Regions from separate parts of the Homo sapiens genome. Here region 2 is linked to region 1. Evidence: chromatin loops called from intact Hi-C (ENCODE). Cell type or tissue: gastrocnemius medialis. All regions are shown on one strand. Each heading gives the region's core, and the rest is flanking DNA. Links, peaks and the distances in the headings are about the cores only.

Evidence for each region. Hi-C counts contacts between places; a loop is a spot of excess contacts. Peaks named below come from ENCODE experiments on the same cell type or tissue, not always from the same donor. Only the 100,000 strongest peaks of a DNase experiment are listed, where the experiment ranks them.
Region 2: a loop joins it to region 1, with 6 times the contacts of the local background. A loop is called at or near these places in 3 of 110 quality-filtered maps.

What each region holds. Positions count from the first base shown.
Region 1 is chr6:72,857,964-72,873,457 of GRCh38, reverse strand. All of the region lies in intron 1 of KCNQ5 (potassium voltage-gated channel subfamily Q member 5), which reads right to left. Among named protein-coding and RNA genes, the nearest start is that of MIR4282, 100 kb to the left of the region's middle. In gastrocnemius medialis, for the core only: no CTCF peak of the experiment used is centred there; DNase peaks (open chromatin) are centred at 7,837 and 11,437; H3K27ac peaks cover 4,056 bases.
Region 2 is chr6:72,739,182-72,754,675 of GRCh38, reverse strand. The region is part of intron 1 of KCNQ5 (potassium voltage-gated channel subfamily Q member 5); the gene reads right to left. Among named protein-coding and RNA genes, the nearest start is that of KCNQ5-IT1, 120 kb to the right of the region's middle. In gastrocnemius medialis, for the core only: no CTCF peak of the experiment used is centred there; a DNase peak (open chromatin) is centred at 8,215; H3K4me3 peaks cover 547 bases; H3K27ac peaks cover 3,135 bases.

The DNA of each region.
Region 1 (15,494 bases), core at 4,697-12,696:
ACCCAGATTGTACAAGTACCTGCAGAACTGCTTTACTTACTGGGATTTGAGGTTGTTTTACAAAATTGATAGTATACTTCAGGAAGGGCACACCATATTGGCGACAGATGTAACACAGAACCTTAAACTATAATAATGGTTTTTAAATTACCCAAGGTGAAGAGCATGTCTCATTCCAATAAGTAAATACAAATAAAAACATTAAACTCAAATATCATATTCAATTGGTACATTTTATTTTAGCTTCAGCAATATTAATAACAGAGAGAAGAGGTGATTAGAAAAATTATCTGAATATAAAGTATTTATAGAGAATGAAAACAAAATCTCATTGATTGAAAAGAAAATGCAAGATATATTAATCCTAGGAAGGCTTAGATTTAAAAGAAAGGAGATTCTCTAAGTGTATAAAATGCTTTAGTGGGCCGCTACAAAAATGTGAGCACTCTCATTTCTGGACACTTTTAGAGCAGAAAAATCATGCATAGCTTTCTGATTTTTAGTAGAAGAGCTATCTGGAAAGTTCACAGGGATTGTTTAGGTTCTCCAATATCTGTATGAATGAATTCTCTATAAAAATAATTTAATGTAAAATACGGACATCAATTTCAAGGTTTTTTGGTTGACAGTATTCATAATTTGAATACTCTCCAGAGATGGGAGAGTATTGAACAATACTCTTCATTGAATAATGAAGTTGCTTTGAATGTAGATCCCCCTATTTTTGTACAATTCGCGAAATGAAAATTTTTCCTCGTTGTAAATCAGCAAAGTGTAGGCCTGTGCTGGATGGTCTGGGTTCAAATCCTGGCTCTAAGAATTACCAGTTGTGTGACCTTGGCTGAATTACTTAAGCACATTAGGGTATAAAATAGGAATAACGATACCTGCCTAACAGAGCTTTTGAGAGGTTTAAATGAAATAATCCATGTAAAGATCTTGAAACAATTTCTGGCATTTAGAAATTATTCAGCAAGTACCAGCCATGATTGCTATTTCAGAGCAGTAGGTCCTAACATTTTGTTTTTTGCTGAGACTCACAAGACAAACCACGTCCTCATGTGCAACACACCCTTGTTGGTCCATTTTCTACAGAGTAGACCTCCTTATGCTCTTATGACAAATATACTGGAAGGCAAATTAGCAAAAGTGACATTATAACAGAGATCACTATGATTGATTTAACTTAAAATTAGAATTTAAAAATGTCAGCAGGTTAATAACAACACATATTACATTAGGTCATGACTCAGACACATGCTAAAAGCACTTCTTTAGGAAGTAAAGGGAAGGGAGAGAGGTACATGTGAACATGTTTGGATAAAGCTATTACATAAAATCATTTTCTCTTCCATCTATTCATCCATCTGTCCATTTCAAAGACTGAAGAAACTCTGTCAAGAAACATGCATAATTTCCTGGACACCTAGGTTTGTTTATTTGTTTTGCTGCTCTTTCTTTCTTTGTTTTTGTTTCTTGTTCTTTAGGGAAGCCTCCTATCCTGGAAGAGGGAGGAAAGAGCAAAATTTTCTCCATTTCTCCCAGTTAGAACATTTATCTTTTCAACGATCTGTCTGAGGAAAAAATATGAGGTTACAGATGAATGCCTGCTCAATCTCAGATTTTGATAGATGGAGAGATGTATCCTTGGACTAATACTCAGAGGGGTGGGAGAAGGTGGGAGAGGTAACTTTATGTACAGAGTCAGAGTACATTACAAGGAACCTGGGGCAGTTTCTTTGATTTTAGTCTGGCTTTTATTATTCTGTAATTAGTGGATCAACATGTTGGCTTTTAGTTTACATTTAGGTTAAATATTGTTCTTTTTGGATTAATATGACAAGTATAATTTAGAATATTTTGGTTTAAGTTTGCTTGTTACAACTACAAGCGAGTTATTATACTCAAAGTAAAATAAATCTCTAACTTTAGTGAGTAGCTATTTCTTTAGTGATTGATTCCAAAGCACGTTTGTTTATTTAACAGATTAAATGATGAAAGAGTTGGCAGCCATATCATCACAGCATTTACTACATTAATATGTAAATGCATTACAAAGAGTAGAAAATAACAAGAGAAGGGAAAAACTAGCAATCTACTTCATTTGTTTCCCAGAATTTCCTACTAGGTTTTGCAGAATCAAAATCAGAATATGTCACATGGTGAACCAAAAAATTAAAAGTCAAACCATAACAGTGATATATATTTAAATGATCTCTTCTTCCAAACTAAAAAAAATAATTTAATGAAGAAGACCTCTTTTGGTTCAGTCTTCTATAAAATGAGGATGCTTGTTCTTTTCTCAAAAGCTCGTGGTGATAATATTGAGGCAGTGGGCAGAGTACGCAGGACTGGGGCATAGAGGATGCTCAACAGGGACTATTACTGTATGAAAAGCATCAGTCACTCCAATCCTGGACCTATGTGTGTGTATTCTCAGGGTATCTACCTGGAAGCTAAAAAACCTATTCTTTTCAAGATTTTAGTCCCAAATGGTTAAAACATGAAAGGAAAAATTTAACACAAGAAAACTGAAGCAGCAGAGAAATAACCATCATCCTCTTCTAGTGAATATTTGACTTTTAAAAGCCTATGTACCACATATATAGTATAAATTATAGTTATCATGATGACATACATAAGAAATCTGCATTACTGGATTATTAGTACACTGTATAATTAAAATTTCTACCTGGTTACATGTTAGGTATAGGGGCATTCAAATAAATAATATAGGCATTCAAATAAGTAATTTTTTAGAACAATCAGATTATAATAAAACAGTTTAAAAAATGAGTGGCTTTAAGTATTTGGATGCTATTTAATAAAGATGCCGAATTTATTGTATTTTTTTTAGCCAAGATTATAGGGCACATCAGTATGGAAGAGACATAAAATATGCCACCCGGCTGGGTGCAGTGGCTCACACTTGTAATTCCAGCACTTTCAGAGGCTGAGGCAGGCCGATCATTTGATCCCAGGAGTCCGAGAGCAGCCTGGACAACATGGCGAAACCCCATGTCTACAAAAAAATACAAAAATTAGCCTCAGCTACTCAAGAGGCTGAGGTGGGAAGATCATCTGAGCCTGGGAGGTTGAGGCTGCAGTGAGCTGCAGATCATGCCACTGCACTCCAGCCTAGGTGACAGAGAGAGAGCTTGTCTCCAAAACAAAACAAAACAAAACAAAAAACCCAAAAGACAAAAGACAAATACATCACCCAAGGAGCCAAGGAGCCAAGGAGCAGGGTTATTTATCCTGATGTCATTGCAGTCATGACAAAAATCCAGGTATCTGATTATACAATGTAATAATTATACCATGATTCTAAATTTTAACATTTTTAAATAATAGTCAAACAGAATAATAATCAAAACACCAGCACTTCAGAAATAGCTGTACTTTACAGTATGAGCATGTGCAGGTGAAATTTTGACAGGGCCATTTTAGTGGTGTGGACTTTTCAATGCAGCAATTTTGGCAAGGGAATATTTTGATATGCCTTAAAGAGCAAACCATTATATTTTTAACTTCTTTAAATACCAAGTTCTTTGCACAAAAATTATCCAAATTCTCTTTGACCCTCATCGCACCCTGGCTTTGTGGGCTGCCCTGAAGTTGTGGTGCACCCCATGTCCAGCTTTGACCCGACACTGGGCCTCGCTCCCCCTGTGGGGAATATCCTGAAGGAAGGCATAGGAGTGAAAACATCCCTTAGGCACATTACTCGAAAACACCACCCCCATTTTTTTTTGTCATTAAAAAGTACTTCTTTAACAAAGCAAAAGTTTCATCCTTTTCAATGTAAAAACATTTTTACATCTTGACGTGACTGAATATCAAAAAGGCTGTGTCAAAATGTTCTGTCTTTACAAAGGCGATGCTTGTCAAAGATGAGCGAGGAAGCCTACAGGGGAAAAGACACTCATGTATTTAACCAAAGTAAATGAGAAAATGGAAAAACTAAAGTTCAAAAAAGTCCATCTATTACTACAGAATCAGAATATGTAAGGGTTAGAACATACCTAAAGGACCATTTTGTCTAAATGCTAACCTAATATTTTCATTTTCCAAATCGCCTGGTTTCCTGCTCTCAAGTAAGTCAATGACCCTCGCCTGTAGTGTCCATCGGCCCCAAGCTCAGATCCCCACATGTCCGGGATAGAAGGAATTCCGGTTTGACAACTGGGGAGACAGCCTCATCACAAATCCTGCACTATAGGTAAGCACTAATTCTTATTGGGTGTTTTTCTCTTATCAGAGACTAAGTCTTGACCAGAAAGTGGCTCTTGACATTGTTTCTTTCTTTTTAATTTTTAAAAATTATTATGGGCACATATAATATGTGTATATATTTGTGGGGTACAGGTGATGTTTTGATACAGGCATACAATGTGTAATAATCAAATCAGGGTAATTGGGTATCCATTATCTCAAGCATTTATCATTTCTTTGTGTTAGGAACATTACAGTCCCACTCTTTTATAATAGTTATCTTTAAGTTTACAGTAAATTATTGTTCTGTTGTGCTGTGAAATACTAGACCTTATTCATTCTATCTCTATATTTTTGTACCCATTAACCATCCCCACTTTATCCCCAGTCCCTCAACCTTGTTTCTTGTACTTGAATCCCTATTTTCATTACCTTCCTTAGGAAGTGGGGGCTGCCTCACCTTCCGCAGATCTCCTCAGAACACCATCTCGTTATGGGAGCTCAGCTACCATGTAGACTGCCATCCATTTAGCTCTGTTCATAGAGCTTACTGGTTGCTCTCTTTCCCATGATTGTGCTCTACCTGACTGTCACCTTTGCCTGGTTCTTGATGCCAGCTGCAACTGCAGAGTCACCGGTTGCCAATCATAACACTCACTGAATGCAATATGGCAGTCTCCTGAATTCATTTCCTTCCATTGCAGCTAGGTCCACTCTTTGAACAACCACTGCCAGTGCCAGAATTGAGGCTCAGGTCTGGGCCACTCCCAGACTCCCTCTGGTTAATAGGCCTGTGTGTATCATGATTAGAATGAAATTTCTATTAAGTCGTCATCCAATTTCTTGGGGCTTAGAGACCCAAAAGGCCACTAGTTTTTGAGGAAGCTGATTTTATCTCATGAAAAGAAATGACTAATTAGAAATGTTTTAATTCTGTGAACATGAAATCAGAGTCTACATAACACACACAGTGCTTTTGGGCACATTACAAAAAGGCATCTCTTCTAAACAGATCAATTTTTTTAAAAGAAACTCTGCATACCACAGCCTAATCCAAGCCACAGTGCTTGGCCATAGGAGCATGGCAAAATTTCAGCCCACATTTACCTCCTTGTCTGGAAGTCCTGGTGGAGGACTCCCATGAAGTTACATGCAGTCCATGTAACTCTATGTGACTGACGGATTGGCCCTGGTCTGTTCCTTGGAATCTCAAATAACAGGTCTAAATTGCTTTTCCACCACAAGACTCTCCAATTATTATTATTATTATTAGTAGTAGTAGTAGTAGTAGTATTAGTATTATTAGTATTATTTTTAGAGTCTCACTCTTGCCCAGCCTGGAGTGCAGTGGCTGATCATACCTCTCTGAAGTCTTGTGTGTTGAGGCTCAAGCAATCCTCCTGCCTCGACCTTCCCAGTAGCTAGGACCACAGGCATGTCCCACTGTACTTGGTTAATTTTTTTTTTTTAAGAGAAGGGGTTTTGCCATGTTGCTCAGGCTGGTCTTTAACTCCTGTCCTCAAGTGACCCTCCCACCTCAGCCTCCCAAAGTGTTGGGATTACAGGCATGAGCCACCATACTCAGCCAGAATCTCCAGTTATTTGGAAACAGCTGCTCTATTACCTCTGCAATTTCTTTTCTTTGGGTTAAACATCTTGAGTTCCTTCAACTATACCTCTTTGTGAAGTTTTAAAAATCCCTTCTCCTTCTTGTTGGCTCTGTTTGGAATATGCTTCCATTTATCTGTATTTTTCTTCAAGTATGCCCTAAACACACACAGCACTAATGCAGGTTGGTTTCACCAATGTGGATTTATAATTCTCCTTGTTCTACAACATTCTGTGTTTCTTTTAAGGCACCTTAAGACCAAAGAAAGTTGTTAACAGGCTGGCAAGAGAGACTCTGAGCTTCAGGTATCAAGTATTCTAACTTAAATAATTCTCAAATTAAACAAAACCAAAGTATTTTCTTACAATTACTTTTTTAAAGAGGAGTATAAAGAAAACTGTGAGAAACTCTGAGAAAGCAAAAGCTAAGCAAATTTTTTGTGATATATTTAGTTAGATTACAATTCAGTAACTTATTTCCTTCCATAGAGCAAATGCTGATTCCCATACATAATTTCAAACTATCTTCCTTCAATTCTATGTATACACATATACTTATCACTGAACTATTAAACTAATAGGTGAGCCTCTCAAATATCCAATATATGCCTATATCAGTTGTGGCAGTGACAGAGCTTAATCAATTAAATTCATAAGGGCTTGACAGAAAAAAAAATTAAATACATTTTGCCAGCAAATAATTTGAGCTCATGCAGATAAAGGGGAGGTGGTTAAAATTAAGAAGTTCATGTAGTTTTCCAAATTAAAGGAGATATTCTAATTACATCTTTAATGGTGTTGAGAATGTTAATGACGGAGGTTATGAGGTTCAAGGTCCTTAGGCAATATGGTTAGATTAGGTCACAGTCTAAATTCTGAAACTGTTTTCATGCTTTTAAATTAACTAATTGTTGATGTGGATGTATAGCAGGGACTGAAATGAACTAAAGGGTTTGACTTAAGTGTGGTTTGGAGACAGATCTATGTGTCTAACTATAAACGCACAACTGTATCATCTCTTTTAGCTTGTTTGGATAAGCCTAAGATTCTTATAAAGGAGGATAAAGATGGAGATGGCTGGGCCAGATGCAGTCGCTCATGTCTGTAATCACAGTACTTTGGGAGGTGGAGGTGAGTGGATTGCTTGAGTTTAGGAGTTTGAGACCAGCCTGGGCAACATTGTGAAACCCCCATCTCTACTAAATACAAAAAATTAGCCAGGCATGGTGGTGTGCATCTGTAGTCCCAACTACTTAGGAAGCTGAGGTCAGAGGATCACCTGAGCCTGGGAGGTTGAGGCTGCAGTGGGCCGAGATCACACCGCTGCACTTCAGCCTGGGCAACCAGAGTGAGACCGTTTCAAAAAAAAAAAAAAAAAAAAAGGGAGATGGCGGAGGAAACTAGAATAAGCATGATGGGGAAATTCTGAGGGGACATAATAAAGTTGCAAACATGAAGACTCCAGAATCAGACAAACATGATTTCAACCTTGCCTCTGCTATTTTATATTATGTGACCTCTGGGCAAGTTATCTATTTTACTTTTACTTAAGTCTTAGTATTCCTGTTTAAAAAATGGGTTTAATAACAGCTATTTTGAAAGTACTGTGGGGTTAATTGAGATTACATAATGTAAAGCTCTCAAGATATAGTATATGTTCAATAAAATGTTTGTCTGTCTACCAGGCAAGTTGACACAGGCAGTATGGTTCCAGGAAGTGCTTATAAGGTTTAGATCTTTAATGGAGAATCCTTCTCTGCAGAAAAGCGCTGCTCCACAATAAAGATTCTGAGGACTTAAAAGCACTCTATAATCAGAGACTTAAATGGCTGCTACACACTGATAAAATGACTTGGATTCCTCCTGGATGAGGGGTACACATGAGTAGAAGACATTATTAGTAATCTTCAGTTGTCAGTTGTAAAGTATGCAGTCAGGAACTAAGCAAATGATATGCCCTAATTTCAACACACTGTTGGCTTTGGAATTAGGGCCAAGTTTTCGTGACATGTCTCCAGCTGGCGTCTCAGTGGTGCTGGTTTTCTGGATGGCAAAACATCCTGTTCAGGATCCCTTATGATCAAAAGAGCTCATCCTAGGGATTAGCCTGTCAAAGAGATAATGCACTGAATCTTACAGAGAGAAGAATGGTGACAGGACCATTATATGACCTGAGATAGGTTCGATATTCTGTAGTGAATCCACTAATTCTGCTTAGTTCCTTTAATTATGCTGGATAAAGGAGATTATATCTATGAGGTACTTGGTTTATGAATTTTCTGTATTTTGGCCCAGACTGCCTTTCAATATACATTTTCATGAGGACTTTTAGATATATCCACACTTGAATGAAATAGAGTCTATACGCAGAACATCAACAAGGAGAGTGATAATGCAAGAGTGTGGAAAGAACTTGAGATGCAGACCTGGAGGATTTTGGATTGAGGTCCTGATTTCCACATACAATTTCTAAGTATCATGGTAAAGTCACTTCACTCCTTTAGACTTCAAGTTCCTCATTTTCCAAGTGAGGATTATGATATCTAACTCCAAAGATGCAGTAAGGATTAAATGAAGAAATGTAACTGATGTAATGTAGGCCTTACAGGTAGAAGGTTCTCAACAAGTGTTTCCTGGATGAAAGACATGAACTATATTTAAAGCAATGTACAAATATTGACTCAGATGTGAAGAGCTCTGTAATTCTTACAATGCTAGTTTTCCCATATCCTTGAAATACATGTCAGTTTTTCTGACTGAAAGTAGCAAATGTTTAAACAAAAACAATCAAAACTAAAATTTTATTATTCAAAATTCACAAAAGTAAACAAATGAGAAAGAAGTCTAGTTAAACTTTCAAATTATGTGGAGTTTTTTTTTTAAGTTTGTAGCACTTATATTTCTAAATTAGTCAAGCCTAAAATTGTGCTAAGACTTTTAGGACCCTGTGTGTGTGTGTATGAAATTAAATTATGTAGTGATGTTATTATTGAGAGAAACTAGCATCTCCAAATAATTCTGCATGGCTTCATAAAATCAAATTCACTCAAGCTTTGGCTACTGCTAACATTTTAATATTTAATAAAAATATCAGAGTGTTTTGCCAATAACCAGGCTAATTCCACAGTGGGGGAAAATGAGATAAAGAAAAAACAAGTGGCTTAACTAAGGCCATGTACTGACCCAGATTTTCTCAGTGAACAAACATTGCTTCTGGGCAAAGAGTTTGCCGTTTTGGAACTGGCATTAAGTTAGGAAGGCTGCTAGGACAGTACTTAGTAATTTAGTTTTTGTAAACTCCTTGGCTTTGTGTCTTGAGTAGTACTAATGGCCCATTATTACTTTAATGATAATAAAAAGAAAAGTGGAAGGGTAGAGAGTCAGGTAGCATTGGAGGTAGTGTTCATGGGATATAGGCATGGCTGGCATGCATGCTGCATTTCAGGTAGGTGTAGAGTACAAGGGAAAGGGCATAGGAATAAAAAGCATAAGTAAAAGTAAAGCATATAAAAAATTGATACCTTAAGATACAAGAATTTATGACATGGGCAGCAGGGTACAGACTCAGACAGTTTCAATATTTGGTTATTGAGCTACTTGCCGCGGGGAGGCTGCAATCCCTCTGCAATGCCAATAAGAAGGGGATGTATATGGACTGAGGTACAAACTGCCTCTGCCATGGAGCCATTATTCCCCTGGTAGGGGAAAGGGGTGGTCAAAAGAAAATTCATACTTTTATTGTTTACTTCCAGTACACAAGACTTACAATTATTTGTGTAACATAAATTTAAATAATTGATGTTTTCAGCTGTAATTTTTGGATTACATTTCAAACAGTTCAAAATACATTTATTTTTTCTGATAAATAAAACACCCTTACACAACTTTTAAAAAAATTCTAAAAAATATCTGCTACAGAAATACCTATATCTGAAGGAAATTAATGCCTTACTTTATTGTCCAGGTAGAAACTGACCAATCTTGTTTGGGTCTACCTACTCCCCATTACCTATCATGAGCTATTTTTAAAAACTAGTTTTTATTATGTTTCAGAATGATTAGCTGACTTTCTTTGCAGTTTAGGGAAATTTTCCTTTCCCTAAGCCCTTTAGAGTCCTTTCAATAAAATGCACTGTGTGTAATGGCAAAAAATATTTCATGCAATCTTATGCAAAAACAGGAATCTGAAAATGGAAATCTTAGGAATGAGTTATTAAGAAAAGACATTTGGATCAAAGAAAAACGTATTTCTAAAGTGAGTGTGATTTATGGTGTTAGGATGGGACATCTTGCCTTCTGAGAAACAGACTTGCTTGACCCAGTTTGTGTTCAGCTATCTGGTAACTTGTTAAAAAGGATTAACATGTAAGGGTCTGGAAAAACTCTAGTCTCTAAGTGGCTATTTAGTATGGGCAGGAAAAGGCTGTTTTTTTCCTAGAAGCCTGGGGCCATACTTTTCCTATGTTCCCATCTAACACATTTAAGGCACACCTGTTGCTGAGAAATGCATCCTCTACACTTTACAGGGTACGTTTATACACACAGTAGCAACTGAGTCATTTAGTCTGCCATAAGCTGCTTCCAGTTTTTAGCCTATTTTCTCTGGAAAATAATACAATTTCTCTTTTTTGGCAACATTCCTATGAATAACAGTGCAAGGAGAAAAACAAACAATTATAAATTTTTAGATATTTAAAAGACATTGGTGGCCCGGTGCAGTGGTTTGTACCTATAATTCCTGCACTTTGGGATGATGAGGCAGAAGGATTGCTTGAGTCCAGGAGTTCAAGATGAATCTGGGCAACACAGTGAGACTTCATCTGTACAAAAAATTAAAAACTTAGCCAGGCATGGTGCTGAGTGCCTGTAGTCCCAGTTATTCGGGAGGGTGAGGTGGGAGGATTGCTTGAGCTCAGGAGGTTGAGGCTGCAATGAGCCAATATTGCACCACTGGACTCCAGCCTAGGTGACAGAGCGAGACCCTGTCTCAAAAATAAATAAATAAATAAAAAAGTAGGAAGACATTGGCTAGGTTTTTTCCCCTAGCCTAATGGACTCACTGGACAAAACTTGATTATAAGGGTGGTAGAATACTAGAATGAGCTTATGACATATTCTGTTAATTAGAAAAAATCTTTTGAAAGCAACTTACTGAGGGATTTAAAAAGTACTAAAAAAAGAGACAGCAGGAAAGCAGTGGCTTTGGAACACTACGGGAATCATAATGAGGAAGCAAGTTATTTGCTAGTGCCCCTCCCTCTTCAGCTCTTAGTGTATCTTTGGCAGATTGAAAACACTTAGTCAACTTCCTTTTTAAATACAGTAGACATGACATTTATGGCCTCCTCACTTACTCCTCCTTAGAGAATTTCCCCTCTCACTTTCCAAGAAGCAGTTCTATGGGCCCATGACAGGACCCTCCCCAGTTAGCCCAGCTACAGCTGACTGGATCCAGGTGACAACCAGCTTGTGCTAGACAGACAGGTCCCTCTCCAAGGAATTTGGAATTGGGGCAGAAGGACAGGAGTCAGTTAACTTGCCTGTGGGAGTTTGGTTTGAAAGTTCACATAGAGTCTGAGCCAGACTTAGCACCACTGCCAGCCAGAACCACATGTACTAAAGATTTAGTAGGGCCGGGAAGTCATGAGTAGGCTGAGAAAACTGGCAGAGGGCAGGAAAAAGGAGCAGACACAGTGAGAAGGGTAGAAAGAAAAAGCTAGAGACCTCAGGAGAGATGACTTACTCTAGTTGGTTTAAAGGAGTTTTTATACTTGACAGCTGGGGGTGGATCCAGGTTTTTTTTTTTTATTATACTTTAAGTTTTAGGGTACATGTGCACATTGTGCAGGTTAGTTACATATGTATCCAGGTTTTATGGGGCCCGAAACATATATCATTTTGGGAGCCTTCTCCAGAAGAAGAATTCAAAATTACAACAGACAATTTGGTACAGGGTCCCATGAAGCTCAAGTGAGAGGCCCTAAAGCTTAAGCTCCATTAATTTCCTTTTCTCTCTGTTTACAATCAAGTCATTTCTGAGGAAGATATCCAGACACACACTAAGGAGAATCTTTTGCAGAAGGTCAGGAGGAATCTGAACTGAATTTCCAAGGAAACTTTTTTCTGGAGACCTTTACTTAGGGACATTCTGGTGAATTCTTTCTTTGGCCATTTCATCTCTGGAAGCCTATGTGCTCCCGGGATTCTGAGGGTCACACTCACAACTCATTCTCTAATTCCATACACACCACACTGGTCTTTCTTCTACATATTTCAATTTTGTTACTGTCCCCTAGGAATTTGTTTGTGTTTAAATAATCCTTTAAAGGAATCTCTGAGGTTTATTTTCTGTATTTGGAATTTTGCTGCTTGGTCTGCATAGTTACAACCACCTGTTTTCTTCTTGAGTCATTATTAACAAAAAAGAAAATTCATGAGGCACATGCTGTTTCCCTGTTTGGCTGGACTTCTTCATTCTCATCACGTCCTTGAAGGGTTTCAAATTGCCTGGTGGCCACTCTTCTAATCCTATCAGTCTGGGAATATTTTAGAGGACTGGATAGCAATACTTACATTGCTATCTTAAAAAATATGAGCTCTCAACCCTAATATCCACAGAACACTTCAGATAAAGCTTCTAATATTGTATATATAATTACTAATGTCTATGAAATGGACAAAACATAACAATCAAAGGGAAAACTACTCAGAGTAGAGTCTGACTTCTTTTCCTTTCCCTTCCTCTATTCCCCTAAAACATACACACACACACACACACATACACACACACACACACATGCCTTAAAAGGACAGTGATGAGCCAGGAATACATTAAGACCAAGAATAAACAGAAATAAAGATCATAGGAGTTATATTCATACCTCAAAGTGTATGAAATACAGTAATGCTTTGGAAGGGGAAAGTATCTCTGGAACAGATTTTTACAAGGAAAATAGATACTATTGATTAAAGTTCTTGTAGTAGAAAATGAATACATTGATTCTCTAAAAGTCACTGACCTTGATAATTAAAAAAAGAAGAAAAATAATATACACTGTGCTGACTAATTTTTTGGTATGTTACTAAGTGTTTTCCACGAATTGTCTCACAGAATCCTCAGAACATTTCTATATCATTACTCCCATTATTTTACAGATGAGGAAACTGAAGCCTAGGAAAGATTAAGTAAGCCAAAGCCACACACTTAATAAAGGGTGAAGTCACGACTCCAATTCCTGTATTCTAGGGCTTTAAAATCTTTCCGCCACCAAGAAAGACTGAGCATGTTGAAAAGGTCCTGTTGAAATAACCGAATTGGAATAGAGTTTAAGTAGTTCAGAGGGTTAGGTATTTTTTACGGTCTGCTACCTTGCAGGTGAGACTTCAAAAGAAGACAAAATTAATTTAGAGTAGAAATGGAAATAGGGCTGGAGAAGTGTCATCGTGCTTGTGACACTTAGCATCAGGAGCCTCACATCATTTGTATTTTTATTCATACCATTTGTATTTGTTTCATTGGACCTGTCTCTCATCTCTTCACTGGGCCTTGGCTTTTCAGGAGAGGGCATTGTCTTCCCTTTGGGGTCCTGCCTAGTATCTTACATAAAGAAGAGATCAATAATCACTTTTTGAGGATGGAGACAACAAAAGGGGAAAAAGCTTTTTTTTTTTTGGTGAATAGGATTACATAATAATAAAGAAATGACAAAAGAAGAGGACAACCAGGTATTTAAAAATCAGGAACAGGTCAGGCACAGTGGCTCACACCTGTAATCCTAGCATTTTGGAAGGCCAAGGCAGGCAGATCACTTGAGCCCAGGAGTTAGAGACCAGCCTGAGAAACAGGGCAAAACCCTGTCTCTACTAAAAATACACACATGAAAAAATTATCCCGGAGTGGTGGTGCATGCCTGTAGTCCCAGCTATCTGGGAGGCTGAAATGGAAGGATCACCTGAGCCTGGGGAGGTCGAGGCTGCCATGAGCTGTGATTGCTCCACTGCACTTCAGCCTGGGCGACAGACAGAGTGAGACCCTGGCTCCAAAAGAAAAAAAAAGTCTGGAATAAGTGAGGGAAGCAGGCACAAGACACAAGAAAAAATACAGAGTTAAATTTGAGAAAAATAGAGAAATGGCATTTTAGGAGAAGCAAAGATAAAATCATATATTGGAAAAAGTGATGTATGATATAGGCAAATTGAAAAAAATACGAAAAATATGGGGAAAACAAGGGTACATTATTTGTCAACTATTTCTGCACATTGGAAGATGATTCATTAAATAACTTTTGCCACCCATGCTTAAAAAAATATAATTTCTATCAATAGATGTGTTCAATGCCATTGACTGGAATTTTTTCTCAAGGCATTATGGAATAGGCATATGTAGTTAAAAGGAAAAGTTTATTATTATAGAACTCTATTATAATAAAACTTCAAATATTATAATACAACTCTATTATAATAAAACTGTCTGTGTCATATCAGAGAGCCTTGGAGTTTTTGAAAGAGGAAGTTATATGCTCTTTGAGTATATAAAGCCTTTACATTTATATGGCATAAACAGGTCTAATCTGAATAAGGATGAAAACTAGAGAATATTCTTAAAAAACTTTTTATTTTGAAATATGTATAGACTCGTAAAAATTGCAAAACTAGCATCGAAAGCTTCTGTGTAGATTTCATCCAGCTTCTGCCATGGCAACATCTTACATAACTATAACACTTCATCAAAACCAAGAAACCAGCATTGACACAATGAAATTAACTAAACTATAGATATTAATTAAATTTCACCAGTTTTTATGCTCTTTTGAATGTGTGTGCATAATTTTATGAAATTTTATTACATGCATAGATTTATAACCACCACCACAATCAAGATACAGAACTGGAGAACATCTTGGAATGGAAGCGTTAGACAACAGAGAATGCTATATATAAGAAAGTTATTCTTAGAAAGACAAATAAACGGGATATAAAACCAGAATGTTTAAAATAAAATAATGGAAAAATTAAATATAAAGAAAAAATGTACTAAACTGAAAATATAAATATGAGGGTTGGAGAGCAACAATGTTAAAAAAAATCACATTTCGAAGGTTACTATTTTCAGAAAAATGTTTTCCAATATTTATATTGGAAAAATATAAATATATATAAATATGTATACATGTTCCACAATAGGAAAATGGTCTAATCCTCCAAAAATTTATATGTGTCAGCAAAACAGTCTCTTTTCTTGGAAAAAAGAGTATGAAGTGACAGAAACACAGGAACATCTGATCTCAGCGTGCAAATGCAAACGAACTTTTGAAATAAATTTCTATGGATGTAGAGACATGCCACACATATATTTTCATAGAAATATAGAAACAATTTTAAAGCATAGCTCAGCATCTGTGAAATTTTTCTCTATATTTATAAATGAATTTTTTCAAAGCAAAAATGTATTTTAAAGTTAAATGCCATGGGAAAAATTTAGAATAAGTTTATTCTAAGGTGTACTCCATATATAGTTCTACTAGCTATGATTCAGCTCAAATTCTGCTTTCTCTAATGACTTCTCGCAACCTCTTAAGCCCTATTTGTTCTCCTTTTTGTTCTACACCATTTTTCACTCAAATATATTTTTCTTACTCACTATTGAGGAATGCAAGTTCTATGAGGCAGAG
Region 2 (15,494 bases), core at 7,047-15,046, 120 kb after region 1:
GAGATCCCATACAGCAACATTTCTTGAACTTGCACTATCAACATTGGGGCCTGATAATTCTTTGTTGTGTGGTGCTTTCCTATGCAATTTAGGATATTTGGCAGCATCCTTGGTCCCTGTCTGCTAGATGCCCGTAGAAAATCCTCTCTCTTCCCTCAAATGTGGCAACTAAATATTTCTCCAGACACTTCCCAATGTCGTTTGGGGAGCAAAACTGTCCCTAGTTGAGAAGCGCTGATATAAAATATGCTCTCAAACCACAACAAAACTTTAGTAAATCAAATCTAATGAAACACAAAAAAGATGATACATCATGACCAAGTGAGCTTATCCCAGAAATGCAAGTTTGGGTCAATATTCAGCATATTAACAACAACTATTACACAAATAAAAATCAACATGTCAATAGATATAAAAATAGCATTTGACAAAATTTAGCATCCATTAATGATAAAAACCCTCAGCAAACTTGGAATAGAAAGGAACTTCCTCAACCTGAAAAAAGGCACCTTAAGTTAACCTATAAGTAACATCACACTTAATGGTGAAAGAATGAGTGTTTTTACCTAAGACCAGGAATATGGCAAGAATGCTCTCATTATTCCTATTTAACATCATAATGAAGGTTCTAACCAACATAATAAAGTACAAAAAAGAAATCAAAATTATACATATTAGAAAGGAATAAATAAGACTGTCTTTTATTTGGAGACCACATGATTGTCTATGTAGAAAATCTCAAAGAATCTACACAAGTTTAAAAAGTACTACATACTAACAAAATTAAAAGGCAAGTCATAGACTTAGAGAAAATATATGTAAAACACCCATCTCATTAAATATAACTTCCATCCTGAATTCATAAAGAGCTCTTACAATTCAATAATGAAAAGCAAACAACCCATTTTTCTTTTAGAATTGGTCAAAATATTTTAAAAGGTGCATCACTTGAGCTATGAGTGGCAAACATCATGTGAAAAGATGTTCACCATCATTATTACAAAAATGCAAATTAGATTAAAACTATAAGATACTATTAGATGCCAAGTAGAATGGCTAAAATTTATAAACAATCACCAGCAAGTGTTGGTTTAGATGTTGAACTGAAACTCACGCATTACTGAAGAGAATGTAAAATGGTACAGCAACTTTGGAAAACATTTGGCATTTTCTTATAAAGTTGAATATACACTTACTATACAATCAAGGACTCCTTCTCCTATATATTTATCCAAGTAAAGTCCCTACACAAAGACCTATCTGAGACTGTTTATAGAAATTTCATTCATAATCACCAAACCAAATATCCAACAATTAATGAAAGAATAAACAAATTATCCTTTTATGGTATACCTGTAAAATGGGATCCAACTCAAAAATATAAGAAATAAGGGAATGATACACATAACAAAATGGATTCATCTTAAAAGCATTATGCCAAGTGAAAAAAAGCCAATCATAAAAAGCTACATACTGTATGATTCCTGTTATGTGACATTCTGGAAAAGGCCAAACTATAGAGCCAGAAATCAGATCAGTGACTGTCAGAAACTAGTACCAAGGGAAGAGAAATGGAGAAATTTTGGGGGTTATGGAAGCATTCTATAGCTTCATCATGGTGTTTGTTACATGAATGCACAGGTCTTCTTAGCAAGTAAAAACTTGCCTTACATTTTAATTATTAATTCATTAATAATATTCAAACATTGACAATGGGTATACAATATTTCCTGTCTCTTGGAAGTATTCTTTTAGAGTCTATCTAGAAGAACCTCGATCAATTCATTCTTCACTTCCTGTCCTTTGTTACTGTACATATCCACTATGCCCTGTTTCTAATAAAACCAAACATTTAATTTTATAGTATTAATACTTGTAGAAAATCAGAAACACAATATGATAGGTTATTAGGACAGAAATACAGCTTCAAAATAACTTAGTCTAGTCCCCTATTTTACATGGATTGGCTGTTCTCGTTTGTTAGCCTAAACTGTACACACTTTGGAATTTAGGCAATTCAGGAGACTGTGAAGATCCAAATTGTTTAATGGACTGTGGTTGTGAACATGTATGAATACAACTTGGAGACTCACAGAAATAATTGAAGATGATTGATTGCTCATATCAATGGGTGGGGCAGAGCCAGAGTGAAACTATGTTCTTTAGGACCCTGCTTTTCATTCCAAGCTTGTTTACCTTGAGATATAGTTGTTACCTAAAGAAAGCAGAAATCTGTACCTAGGCTGTTTTCTTTGCCTAAACTTCTCTCATTTCCATTAACTCATTAATTTCTACTTACCTTCAGGTATTAGCTTAAATGTCTGAGGTTGTTTTTCCTGCTTTGGAGATTAACTTCCTCCTCTTATACAACATCAACTCATCTGTACTTTATCTCCTTGCACATAGCATGACTTTAGTGAAGAAATTAGTTTGTAACTAACGTTTTGCACCTGTCTCCCAACTCAAATATAAGCTCCATATGAAAAAGGACAACGTCTTTCATGCTGTCCGCCCTTACACCCAGCACCTGATTTGGGGTCTCCTTCAAGACAGATGCTCAACAAATGTTTGACTTTTCACTGGGGGATTGCTGGGTCATGCTATGGAGATAGCTTACCCCCAACGTGAAGCAATGTATGGTAGTATAGCAAAAACCAAATCCAAACCCCAAACAAACAAAAGGCAAAAGATGTACATTTGAATCCTATCACCACCATTTACTTGCTAACTACTTGGTGAAATTTATATAAATATCTTGAGCATCACTTTCCTATCTTTAAAAATCACTTACTTACAGATGATTTGGGAAAATCTATATAAATATTTTCTGACCATCATTTATCATTAAAGTGATTCGAGTAATAATGAATGAATAAAGGTAGGTAATGCGCCTTACAGTATGCTCAGAACACAGTAGGTGGTCAAAATTATAGAATTGATACATTGCTTTTTGTACTAAATAAGAGTGATGCCTATATTAATCCTAATTATGCTGCTTTTTAATAATTTATTTTCATAAAAAAAGTCAATGGTAAAATGCACATTTCTGATTCCAGAATCAATTATTAAGATGAGCTATATTAAAGTGATGATATTTGACTGCTGTTGACTTTTGAAAATGGCAGTTTCAAGTGGTTCAAAGTATTTGATGATTTTTGTATTGTAAATGTGTATATTTACTTTACATTTCTCCTTTTTAATAATGAACATGAGTTTTACCTAATGACAAAAAATTATGTTTTTTTCTTGGTCCCTCGTGATCTAAAGACTCATCTCAGTGCTGTAGTACATCATTTAAGCTTTCTCAAATCTGGCTTCGACTTATGTTTTCATCTCTTATTTTCTTATATTTTTTTTTTTTCATTTTGAGTCCAAATCACACAGATGATTCATTACCTAAATTCATCCTGTACTTTCTTGAGTCCATGCCTTGGCTCACACTGTACCCTTTTCCTGAAATTGCCTTTCAGTATTTCAATAAAAAAATTGCCTATCCCCTAAAATCCAATTCAAATGCTACTTCTTACTCTCCTATGTGTCTCCCTCCCTACCAGCACTCTGGATAACCCTTCTTGTATTAAACCTAGTTTTGGATAGATTTTTCTCTTTAGCCAAATCATAGGCTTCTTAATGGTAGGAACCATATCTTAGCCATTTTTTTTTCATCCCAGTACCAGCTCTATCTGAGCAAACATCCAAAATAATAGATTTGGTCAACTGGCATATTCAGAAGATGTATCTTTTTTAATGACATAAATTGATGAAACTCATTAAGTATGTCAAAGGAATGGAAGTGGAAGGCTTGAGCAATAAAAATCCTTTTTAAGGTCACTATCATCTGGTATAAAAATTTATTTTGAACAAATTACACCCTGTTAGTACCATTGTAGCTTTGCTTATGAGGTACAAAATCAGTATGCATGACACATGAATTCAACATTTTTATTATATATCTATTTAATTATTCAAAGCATTTTTAACTTCAAATTAAGATATTTTAATGTATCAAATAGAACCATATTTGATCATATAGAATGACTTAAATTTTGAAATGTTAGTATTGTCACCTTTTTAATCAAGTGAACTTAAAAAGCATCATACAGTGGCCATGTGAAAAATCAACTGTCTTTTTAAAAGATCATTAATTTTCTACAGCTCAGTCTATAACCGACATCTAGCAACAGCTAGTTTTATTGTTTATAAAATTAATAAATCCAAAAGTACCTTGATAATTTATTAAGGGTTATCTTACCCAAGTAAACTTTAAGTAGTCCTGCATTTCCAAACCTATTAAAACAGGGTATTTCCTTTTCTGAAAACCAAATCTGAAAATGATACTGAAATTGATTTCTAGTAAATTTTACTTCTAAATAATTAACACTTAATTCTATCAGATTGTGCAGATTATTCATTCCTAGGCATTCTTTCACTCTGGATAGAGTTAGTACATTTGAACACACAAAGTACTCTTTTAGGAAATGCACTTGGGAGTTCCTTTCCAAGGTTTGCCAAAGACTCACATTGTGGCCAGATTATTTGCTTCTTTGTCTCATAAGTCTCCCCATTTACATAAAAAAATTACATTTTGCCATGTGTTATTTGGATAGCATTTTGATAACAAGATATACAGACCACGGTTTTATGAAATTTGAATTCCCTGTTACTTGCATTCCAATTAAAAATTATAAACAATGAAGTAATTACAGGTTTTAAAAAAGGTTTTTGCTTTTTCTTTTTGACATTGTTGTCATTGTAATTATAGCTTAACTCAAGACTGGTTTGTACTTCCTTGACAGGCCATGTTAATTTAAATGTTTGTTTTTAATTAGATAATGCTTCTGAAGAAATAAATGAAAAAGGTCCTATGAAAAGAAAAACCAAATGCCTCAGTGGCAGGTCAATAACAACCCTAAGTTGATTACATAAATGGAAATAAAAATATATTTTTTTAAATGTTGTCAGTGACTATTTAAGGTATGATTATTCCCTATGTGGGCTATTTGTGCCTTGTATTTTTCCATCCACCTACCTATGATTGGACTATTTCCCTGTCCCTTTTCTGTAGAGTGGAAGGCAGAGCATGGCAGGAGAGATAAAATGTAATGAAGTTCAAATCCTTCCCTTTGGCTACTTGTGAGCAGTTGGAGGAAGTAGTTCACAGTAACATTTAACAGCAGGTATTACCTGAATTAAAGTCTGAGAAATTTTTTTTTAATTTTTCCACATTATTCCAATAAACAGAGGTAGCTGAAAATTAAGTGACTAACCAATGACATCAAAAGCATATTTCTGACTGGTAATAATTCCTATCCTCAACCAACAAAATAGGCAGTAAGTAAAGATACCTCATAACCAGGTGGCTTTAAAATATAAACCAAAAATCACTCTAACTAGCTGGATAAATTGGTATTCTATTTGAACTTTTAACAGAATCTCAATCTAAATATCAGAGCAAGGATTCACCTTTAGCAAGGATTCAACTTTAAATGAAAATGTTTTGGGGTGTTGAGAATTCAAACTTCTCAGAATTGTAAGGTTCTATCATGGCAATGAGTGGTGAAAAGAAGTATGAGGAGGAAGAAAATAAATATGTAATTTAGAGTTTGTTCAGAATCCAAGAGTTAACTCCCCTCATTCAAGAAAGTTGAGTCATGGGCAAACCACAGGTGGTCAGGGAGTGGGTGAACCATGGCACATCTGTTTCTCATAAAACCAGACTGTGCCATTCTAGAGCCTTTACTTTTTCTGAATGAAACACATTCATGTGTGAACGTGTCAGAGCCAGTGCAGGAAAAACATTTGTTTTCTCTGGCACACTATGCACTTATGATTTGCCTAAATGCAATACTTGGGCTTTCTTGTTCTCCCAAAACATTTCCCACTTACATTCACTGAGTTTGCCTGGTACAGCACCAACAGGGGCAGGTTTGTCTCAGATACCATGCTGTCTATGATGAAAATCTGTTTAAATTCTCTTTAGGAACAACTGCCTGATTTAGTGAGATTTTTCACTCAAAGTAGTTATTAAACGCATTTTTCTTAGCATGGGCCTCATATCCCTTAATGAAGGTAGAAACAAAGCAAGAAACTCCTTAAATTATGGAAGAACAAGGTGTAGGAATTTACAGTCTTTTCTCAGTTATTATGGGTGAATTGAAAGTCATCTGTGGTTCTCAAATTTTGCTGTATATTCAAATCACTTGAGAATTTTGTTAACATGCAGATTCTGATTCATTAAGTCTGGGGTGGGACTCAAGATTCTCATTCATAACAGGCTGTGAAGTAATGCACCAATAGGCGGTTGTTTTATGGAATACTTTTTGAGTAAAAAGAACCCAGGGCACAGTTCTGTGACAGAAAGGCTACATACAACCAACAAGTTGATACTGAAGTCACTTTTGAGTTTAACCTTAGCTTGATTCCATCTCTTTCTCTAGTTTTTGTATTTGCATTTAAGAACAGGTTGGAATTAAAAAAACAAACAAACAAACAAACAACTATCACACATCAACTGTATAAAAGATCACAGACAGCAACTACTCTCCCAATCTCAACATCATTCCTCTTCCCTTTCCCCTTTCTGGTTGGTCTTACACAACCAAACCACACTTTATTCTTAACAAGCCATCTTACACTTTTCGGAGATGTATAGATTATACAACGAAAAAGACTGAAGATTTTCTGACGTAGGATTTTTCTAAGGAAATGATGTGAAATGAAAGTCCCACTGAACTACAGTTTGGGAGAGCTGAGTGTTTTCTTGCTTCATCTCTCACTACTTAAGGGAAAGCCTTTTCTTTATTTATAAACCTAGTAGGATCTTGCTTTACCAATTTAACAACCCTGTTGAAGGTGTTCAATGAGTTCTTACAGAGGACAGCATTTTGAGTACATTTTTTAAGCATTATAAAAATACAGTATAAGAATTATTTTAAGATATGATATGGACAATGGCAATTCATATGCTATGTAACTAACTAGACTGAATATCATTGAGGACAGGAATGTATGCTATGCTTCTATTTTTACAACCCTGTTTTTTCAGTCATTTATCCCCATGTTAGGTATAGTATTATAAAAAATATCAGATGATTAATGAATTGTCTGACTGAGAAAGAAAGAAAATTGTAGTATATAATGCTGACATTTGAACCTGCCTTTTAATTTGCCATCATGAAACAGAAGGTACTAAAACTAGCAGAGAAATTTTTATCCGATTTTGTGTCATGGGCCACTTTGGCAGTCCCATGAAGCCCGAGGAACTATTTTCAACAGAATTGTTTTAAAATGCATAAAATAAAAATATTCCAAGGAAAAATGAGTATATAGAAATAGTTATCAAAATATTAAAAGAATTCTTTATTAATGCATTAAATAAGGTATCACAGCAGGTCTAAGTAGCTAACATAATTCTGAAGAAGTGCTAAGTATAAATTATATTTGAGATATATTCAATACCTGTGATATAATTTAAAATTAATCTAGGATTTCTATTGATGCCATAACCCCTGAGGTTTGTGGCTTACATTAATAATTGAAGGAGATATCAAATATCAGTTAGAGTTAGGAAAAACAAATACATTTTTTTTCCTATCCAAATTCTGGACCTTAGGTTATCATCAACCCCTGAACTAGAACATAAATATAAGGATTATAATCCTTAAAATAACTCAAAATCCATATCTTGTATCATTCTAGGCAAGACTTAGAGTGTAACACATAATCTTTTGTTATTATAATTAAGAGTTTGCAGTTCTGCTAGATAGAATCAAAGAGCGTCATTATTTTCCGCAACTACTACATTAGTATCTATAATGTATGGTATACATTAGTTTAACACAAGAATGTAGCATAACATAAAAGGATGTTGTTAATGTTAATGTTCTTGATGTATTATCTGGTAGTGTTTGGTCTCAATTTATTATCCTCAATGAAATTTTCTAACTTTTTTCCTTATTCCTGTACTCAAAATTACATTAATGGTACTTTGAAAGAAAAGATGTTGCTATGAGATTTTGCTTAGAGTCAAAATAAAGCATTCAGCTAAATATATCCAATGTAGTTGTTGAAGCAAGAGGAAGAAAACAATTCTAAGTATCTTCTTTAGAAGTGATGCAAACCTTGTTTTGTTTCACTGTTGCTTCAGGTTTAGTTCAATGACTACTCCCATTAGTACCTGTCAGCAAATCCCTGACTCACCCTTGATCACTAGCCTGTCTACCCTGGTACATCTGAACTGCCTCCCAGTGCTTTCTGAAAGAAAGTAAAAGTTTAACAAGTTGCACGGAGAAAATCATGAGAAAGAGAAGACTGGGTATCAAGAAACCAGGTCTTGGGGCAGGTCAACAATAATGCAGACTTTTAAATAAGGTGGCAATCGGTAGCAAGGGGAATAATCTTGATGAAATTAGTAACTGGCATAAATTTCTGGGCTGGGAGGGGAAGTATCCCACAGAATAGAATGCTAAAAAATTACAAAAAAGTTTCAATAATGCCATTGTTGTGAGTTGATTTGTGTCTCCTATAAAGAAATGTTGAAGTCCTAAACTCTGGTATTTGTGAATGTGACCCTTTTTTTTTTTTTTTTTTTTTTTTTTTTTTTTTTTTTTTTGCAAATAGAGTCTTTGCGGATATAATTAAGATGTGATCACACTGGATTACAGTGGACCCTAATTTCAACCACTGATGTCCTTATAAGGAGAGAGAAATTTGGAGTTAGAGATACAGGGGAGACAGAGGGCAAAAAGCCATGTGATGACAGAGGCAGAGACCGGAGTGAGGCGGCTACACGCCAACACAGGTCAAGGATTGCTAGGAACCACTAGATGTTAGGAAGAGGCAAGGAAGGCTTCTTCCCTGGAGCCTTCAGAAAGAATATGACCTTCAGACACACCTTGACTTCAAACTTCTGGCATCAAGTACTGTGAGAGAGTACATTTCTGTTCTTTTGAACCACTCAGCTTGTGGTAATTTGATACGGCATCCAAAGGAAACAAATACGACCATCTCCTTTTAAGAAGGGTTAGAAGGGTTAGAAATTCACTATGACTAGCATCAGGGCAACAATCTTAATTCTTGTCTCAAAAAGCTGCTTTAATTTCAAACAAAAATATAAACTGAGTTTGAGGAAAGTATGGCTGCATTATTATTCCCATAAATGTAGGCTGAAGTTTAGGAAAAAGAATGAAAAGTTGCAAGTACTCTGATTCTAGCCTTGATTGCTGCCGTTACTGACAATCCTGAATGATTGGATGTGGCTCCTAGAAATTGCAAGGAGTGTGAAAGTTACATGTGTGCTCACTTAATTTAAACATTTAATCTTTTATTGATCTGATATTAAAGAGCTAAACCTGGCGAACCCAATTCAATCAATTAATAAATAGAGGTGGTAAAAGAAGTACGAAGGAGCCAATAATTTCCTAATTGATCTTTTCAGTTTTAAGGAGCAATTACATACATGGAAAAGAACACAATTTCCAAAATTCCTTTCATGGCTGGATTTTTAAATGGCAAAGCAATAAGACAAAGTGCAAGAAAAACAGAGACACAGAAGAGCTGAGTCATTAGATTAAAAGGTCCTGATATTTTAGGAAAAATAACATAAATGTAGTCATTAATAGCCTTGAAATAGTGTATTCCAGTAATAGCCTAGAAATCAGAATTTCTGTGTTGAATTATACTTCTCTGTATTATAGATCATCCTTCCCTGTCCATAAATCCATATCCATTCCAGGCTTCAATATCCAGTCCTTAACTCATGTTTCCCAAAAAACCTTCCCCATTCTAACTATAGGATTTCTCAGCAAATCTGTTGTACCTCTGTTGCCTTTCTTACCATTTTTTCTTTTTCTTTTTCTTTTTTTTTTTAGACGGAGTCTCGCTCTGTCACCAGTCTGGAGTGCAGTGGAACGATCTTGGCTCACTGCAACCTCTGCCTCCCGGGTTCAAGTGATTCTCCTGCCTCAGCCTCCCAAGCAGCTGGGACTACAGGCTCCCACCACCACACCCAGTTAATTTTTGTATTTTTAGTAGAGACAAGGTTTCACCATGTCGGCCAGGCTGGTCTCGAACTCCTGACCTCAGGTGATCCGCCCACCTTGGCCTCCCAAAGTACTGGGATTACAGGCATGAGCCACCGTGCCTGGCCCTCTTACCACTTTTTCTATTTCACTTTTGTATAGCTGTCTATTCCTACTGATAGAAACATCATAGTACATATATTGTGAAAAAAGTATTCTGATGTTTATTTATTTCAGATCAGAACATCTCCCCTTCTCAATAGATGAGAAGTAGATGGCAGTACACATCTATAATTCATAGTAGAAAGTTACATAACAGTCCTCCTTACCATTGCAAGGCAAAAATAATTTCTCCACTAAATTCACCACAGGATAAATAGATTGCAGTTTTAAATTTAAATACCTGTGATAGTCATTAGATCTCATCGTAGATATGCCTGTTCCCCTCTCCCTCTAGGCTCACGATAGAAATGCACTTCCCCACCTACTCTGAGCTTACCTGTGTGGCCATGTGACTTACTTTGGCCAACAGAGTGTGAGCAGAGGTATCATTTCTGGAAGAATGTTTTAAGTGCCAGTGCATGATTTACCAGTATCTTTTCCCTGACCTGGTGATTATGAAAACACATGCTAACATGGGGTTTCCGTTAGGCTGGGTCTCAAAGGGATCATAAGCTGAGCTCCTGTAGACATGAAGCATGAGGGAGAAATGAACTTCTGCCTATGGGCTAAGATTATATTCACTGAGAGTTGGGGCTTTGTTTTTCTTATGTTACTGCAGCAAAACCTACTCAGTCTACCATGAAAGATACAATAAAAAAATTCATGTCACATCTAATACTTTATTTTCACCTCAGTTAATACTACTCCAAAAAACAGGCAAGGTACAGATTAGAGTCCGCAGTTCGTCAAAGAGAAAGCTGAGACTCAGTGTCAGCAGACCTGGTAAGAATACAAACCAGAGGTTGAATCCAGTTCCAGCATTCTTTCCTTATAAGTTGTTTGTAATAGATACAAAGTGAATATAAGCATGGACCTAATAGTAAGGAGAGGATTTAGATTTTAAAAGGGTTTACTGCAGCATAATCTTGGTATGGTCACTACTAGGGACATTAATAAATTGGATTTGAAAAATTGTCATTACATTCTGTTGTCATCCATTATATTGTATAATATAAAATAAAAATAAAATGGGTTTGTGTTTACTACAAATTCATTTTGAAATTTAAATTACGAAGTTGCTTGGTAATGTTAGCTTAAATCTATTAAAATTCTATTAAAATCATTAAATTGTTTTGATGACTAAAATGAAAAATATTTAAAATACATAATGTATATTATAAAATATTTCATTAATTATATTTAATAATATTTTGATTCAGCACCAGTGAAGAAAAACTAAAGCCTATTTATTAATGCTGTTATTTATATAGTTAAAACTTCTACTTCTGTTCCATAGTTTGACCTTTAAATCTTCTAAGTATTTAATGGCTGCTGCTACATTACCTGAAGTCAAGAGTGCATTTTAGCTCAAAATACACCTAAAATGGTTAAAATGATCAAAGGTTTTTGAAGAATTTTTTGCAGAAGCTAGACTGACTAGCCTTTCACATGGACAATTTTAAACTAAAAACAATATTCACCCCTAAAAAGAGAGTTTTGTATTCCAGTTTTTATTATCTGTAATATTTTCAAAGAAGCAAGAATATTTCCGGTTTCTTTTAGTTACAGTATAAGGAACATGAAAATAAGCGGAAGCCCACACTCCTTCAGTCTGAAAGATATTGAATAGGCTTGGGGCAAATCAGACAGCTGCATTCTATTGGGTACATTATGTTCATTTCTGCATTTGGAGTTGACTCTCAGGGAAAATTTCAACTCAAGGGCATGGCCTAAAGGAATATCACTGCTGCTTGTTTCTGAACGACCCTGCAGTATCCAAACTCATCTTACCTGTCCATTAAAAATAGCAGGGTTTTTAATAAATATATCATTGAGGTCAGGTGCAACCGTTATTGCATTTTATATAAAGAGTATTAATAGATATTAGTAACAAATGCATGTCACTGCCACATCATGAAAACAGTTAACCAGATATCAGTCCATGAACTACCTGGAAATTTTGAACAGACCATGCTTAGAGAACTGTGGTTATTTATATCAGATGCTGAGAAGAAAACTGATCTCCTGGAGGACAGCTGATATAAATAGCAGTAGAAAGAGGAGCAGGGAAAGGAACAATTGTATATGTGAGCAGATCAAGTAGAACTTTTGCAACCCTTATGAACTTTGAAAACTATTTCCAAGATTGCATTACAAAAGCATCTATTACACAAGGAAAGTTTCACTGCATTAAGTTTAAGAGAAATACAAATTATGTGGCGATCCTTGAATTGCATGGCATTAAAAATTCAAATGACCTATTTACAATAAAGAATACTGAAGCTATCTTCTAACCAGGGCTCCACTGTGAGTCCACTCCTAGAGAGATTCTTAACCCTTCCCCCGACCACAAGTCACTCTAGAATACTTGATAACTAAGTATAGAATTCATCCCCAAGCGAATAAACCTTCAGTTGCTTCCAGTATTACTGTATGAAGGCAGTTGACAGCCAGTGGGAGATATAGGCTCAATGGCAGAGCATGAAGCGGATAGGTTGTTGGTAGTAGCATGACCAAGTTACTTAACCATCTGGTATTAAGTGACCCCTAAAACTTAAAACAGAAGATTATGTCCTTCAGACTTAGGGGACAATGGAGTTAGGTTTGTCTGCTTTTCTAGCAACTGCCAGGTTTCCTGTTCTTTTATAACATATTCTTAAGAAAAGACAGAAACTACCACCAGGAAGCATATTTGTTTGCCTGGGTTTTGTTTTTTTCTCATAGATCTGTAAGTGATCCTGAATCGTTCTTTTCTTAATTCATACATCAGCTAATGGGGTAAGCTATGTTTCCTCTCATTTTGTGGCTTTATAGTATATCAAGGCCACAATAACATCATCTAAGGTATGTCTTTCCTATTCTAATGCTCCAAAGTTTTGTTACTTAAAATGAAGATTATGGACCAGAAGCACCTGAATAACTTGGAAACTTGTTTGAAATGCAAATTTTTCTTTTCACCTCCTCCAACTCTCTAACCTACTACATCAGACCCTGCATCTTAGTAAGAGTCCCAGGTGATTCATATGCTCATGTAAGTTTGAGAAACACTGCCCTACGAGACATTGGGACCCCTACTCTCCCAGGTGAGAGAAAGTCTCTTCACCTTTGGGACTCTCTTACAGGCTGGCTCCCAAAGGTGACAGAAAGTCATGGGGTGCCATCTCTGCAAGTAAACCACAAAATCTTCCTGGCTATTCATTATTATTAGAAAAGCCACAGAAAAGGAAACATTGTATTCACTGATGTGACACTTTGACACCTTAACCATGGAGCTTCTTTTCAGAACATTTTCACTGGGCAATCTGACATTCAAGCTCATGCCAATCAAAGTTCAACTCGTTGCCTATTCAGCTTTTCTAAACATCCCAACTCCTGTATTTCGCCCTCAGGAAAAGGGCAAGACATCATTGACTTCACCTGAATTCTCATCTGCACTCTCTTCCCTAATTTATAGGTGACCAATGTCATCCTGACACTTTTAAGTTTTTCACCAGGAAAGAGCCCTCTAATGGTGTTACTTTGGCACCAAGGGTCATTACACTGCAAACACAGTGAACAACTCAGAACAATTCCTAGGTCTCCCTCCCAAAAGATGCTCAATCAGCATCAATAAAGTCGTAATTAGAGGGCAGGTAAAGGAGACTGGAGAAGGAGACAAGGGCTAACAGGACTTAAGGGCTTAGCAGCTGAAATCCTTAGGGATCTACCTATAGGGTTCAGGGCACAAAATGGCACCAGCAGCTTGCTGACACTTTCAGCACACAATCCAACTTCCTAGAATCTTTTCATCCATCTGCATAACTCTGCTTGGAGAAGTCTTCATTCACCCTATGATACCCTTGTCAGAATTTCATCTCCCTTATGGGCTGGGTGAATACAACTATATTGCTCAACTATATCCATTGCCTGTGATCTCTCCCCAGATCCTCCACAAACCCTGCCATAAAATTGCTATTTGGACTTAATCTTTCTTTGAGAATCTCATTTTAGCTTTCAATTTGGATAACCTCTGCAGACTGCTTCAGTCTCCAAATGTAACAGGTACTCATGGCAAATGTAACATCTGCAGAGAATTTTAGTTACTCACTAGCAGGGATGTTTCTCTCAAGACAAACTGAACCGGACAGCCACTCTGAGTTTCCGTTCTCTTCTCAAAATGACTCAGACTTGGTCTCCCTTCACATCATTCCCCCAGTTTGCTTTGCTAGTAGATCATATGTTCCCTGAGAACAGGTCCTCTGATTTGTCTCTTACTTCCAATGCTTTAAACTGGCAAATAAGAAGTACTTAGTAAATATTTTTGAACTGAAGATAGTTGAAAAAATGACAGTAGCTCTCTGCAATGTCACTATCCAGGGAAGACACTGAAACTTATTGAGAAGCCTAGGGGATTACTGTAATAAACACTTGGAAAAACAATTTCTCTGGTACCTCAGTTTGTTAGTGGCCAACACCTTGATTTCAACCAAGTGAGACCCTGAGCAGATAATCCAAGTAAGTCTTGCCTACAGTCCTGACCTCGAGAATCTGTGAGATAATAAATTTATGTGCCTCTGAGGCAGCAAGTTTATGGTATCTTGTTACCCAGAGATAGATAATTAATATAATAGCCTAAACTTACAGTGCTATAAATATTCTTAAAACACAATAATTAATTTTATTTTCTCATTTTATATATTTATAGTGCATGAAGCAGACTCTGAAAGACTTCAGGTCCTGGGACTATCGAATAGTCAGTAGAGCTGCTGTGGGAATTAACAGTTCCTCAGTCCTAAATCCTCAGCTGACTGAACAGACCGTCTGTAGGTCCACTGCCTTCTCTGATACAGAAACAGATTATTTAGGTGACTGTGATTTTCTTTAAATGTTGTATTTGTAAAAAGTGGTTTCTGTATTATCATTTCTAAGAAAGAATAGGTTTTAAAATGAAATTTAGTGAGGCGGCAAAGGCTCAGAGTTTCTGTTATGAAATGAAAAGGAAGTTCAGAAGCAATAGAGATGAAGCAGAGTAAAACCAAAATAAGCAGTTGGTGGAAAGGTCATTGATAGAACAGGATGTGGTAAAATTTAAGATTTTTTTCCATGTCTTCTGTGTTGGCCCCCATAGCATACCCCAGATAGTTGCTTCAGTCCTTTGGACATAGCATATCGTTAGACTTTCAGCAGAGCTACTCCATGGAATTACGTAGCTGATTTCTATAATTCCCCCACAATTATATCCTTTTTGCAATTCTCATATTAATTCATAATTCCTTTCTTTTATTTAAAATAAACTTCATTTTCAAGAGCACTTTTAGGTCCACAGCAAAATTG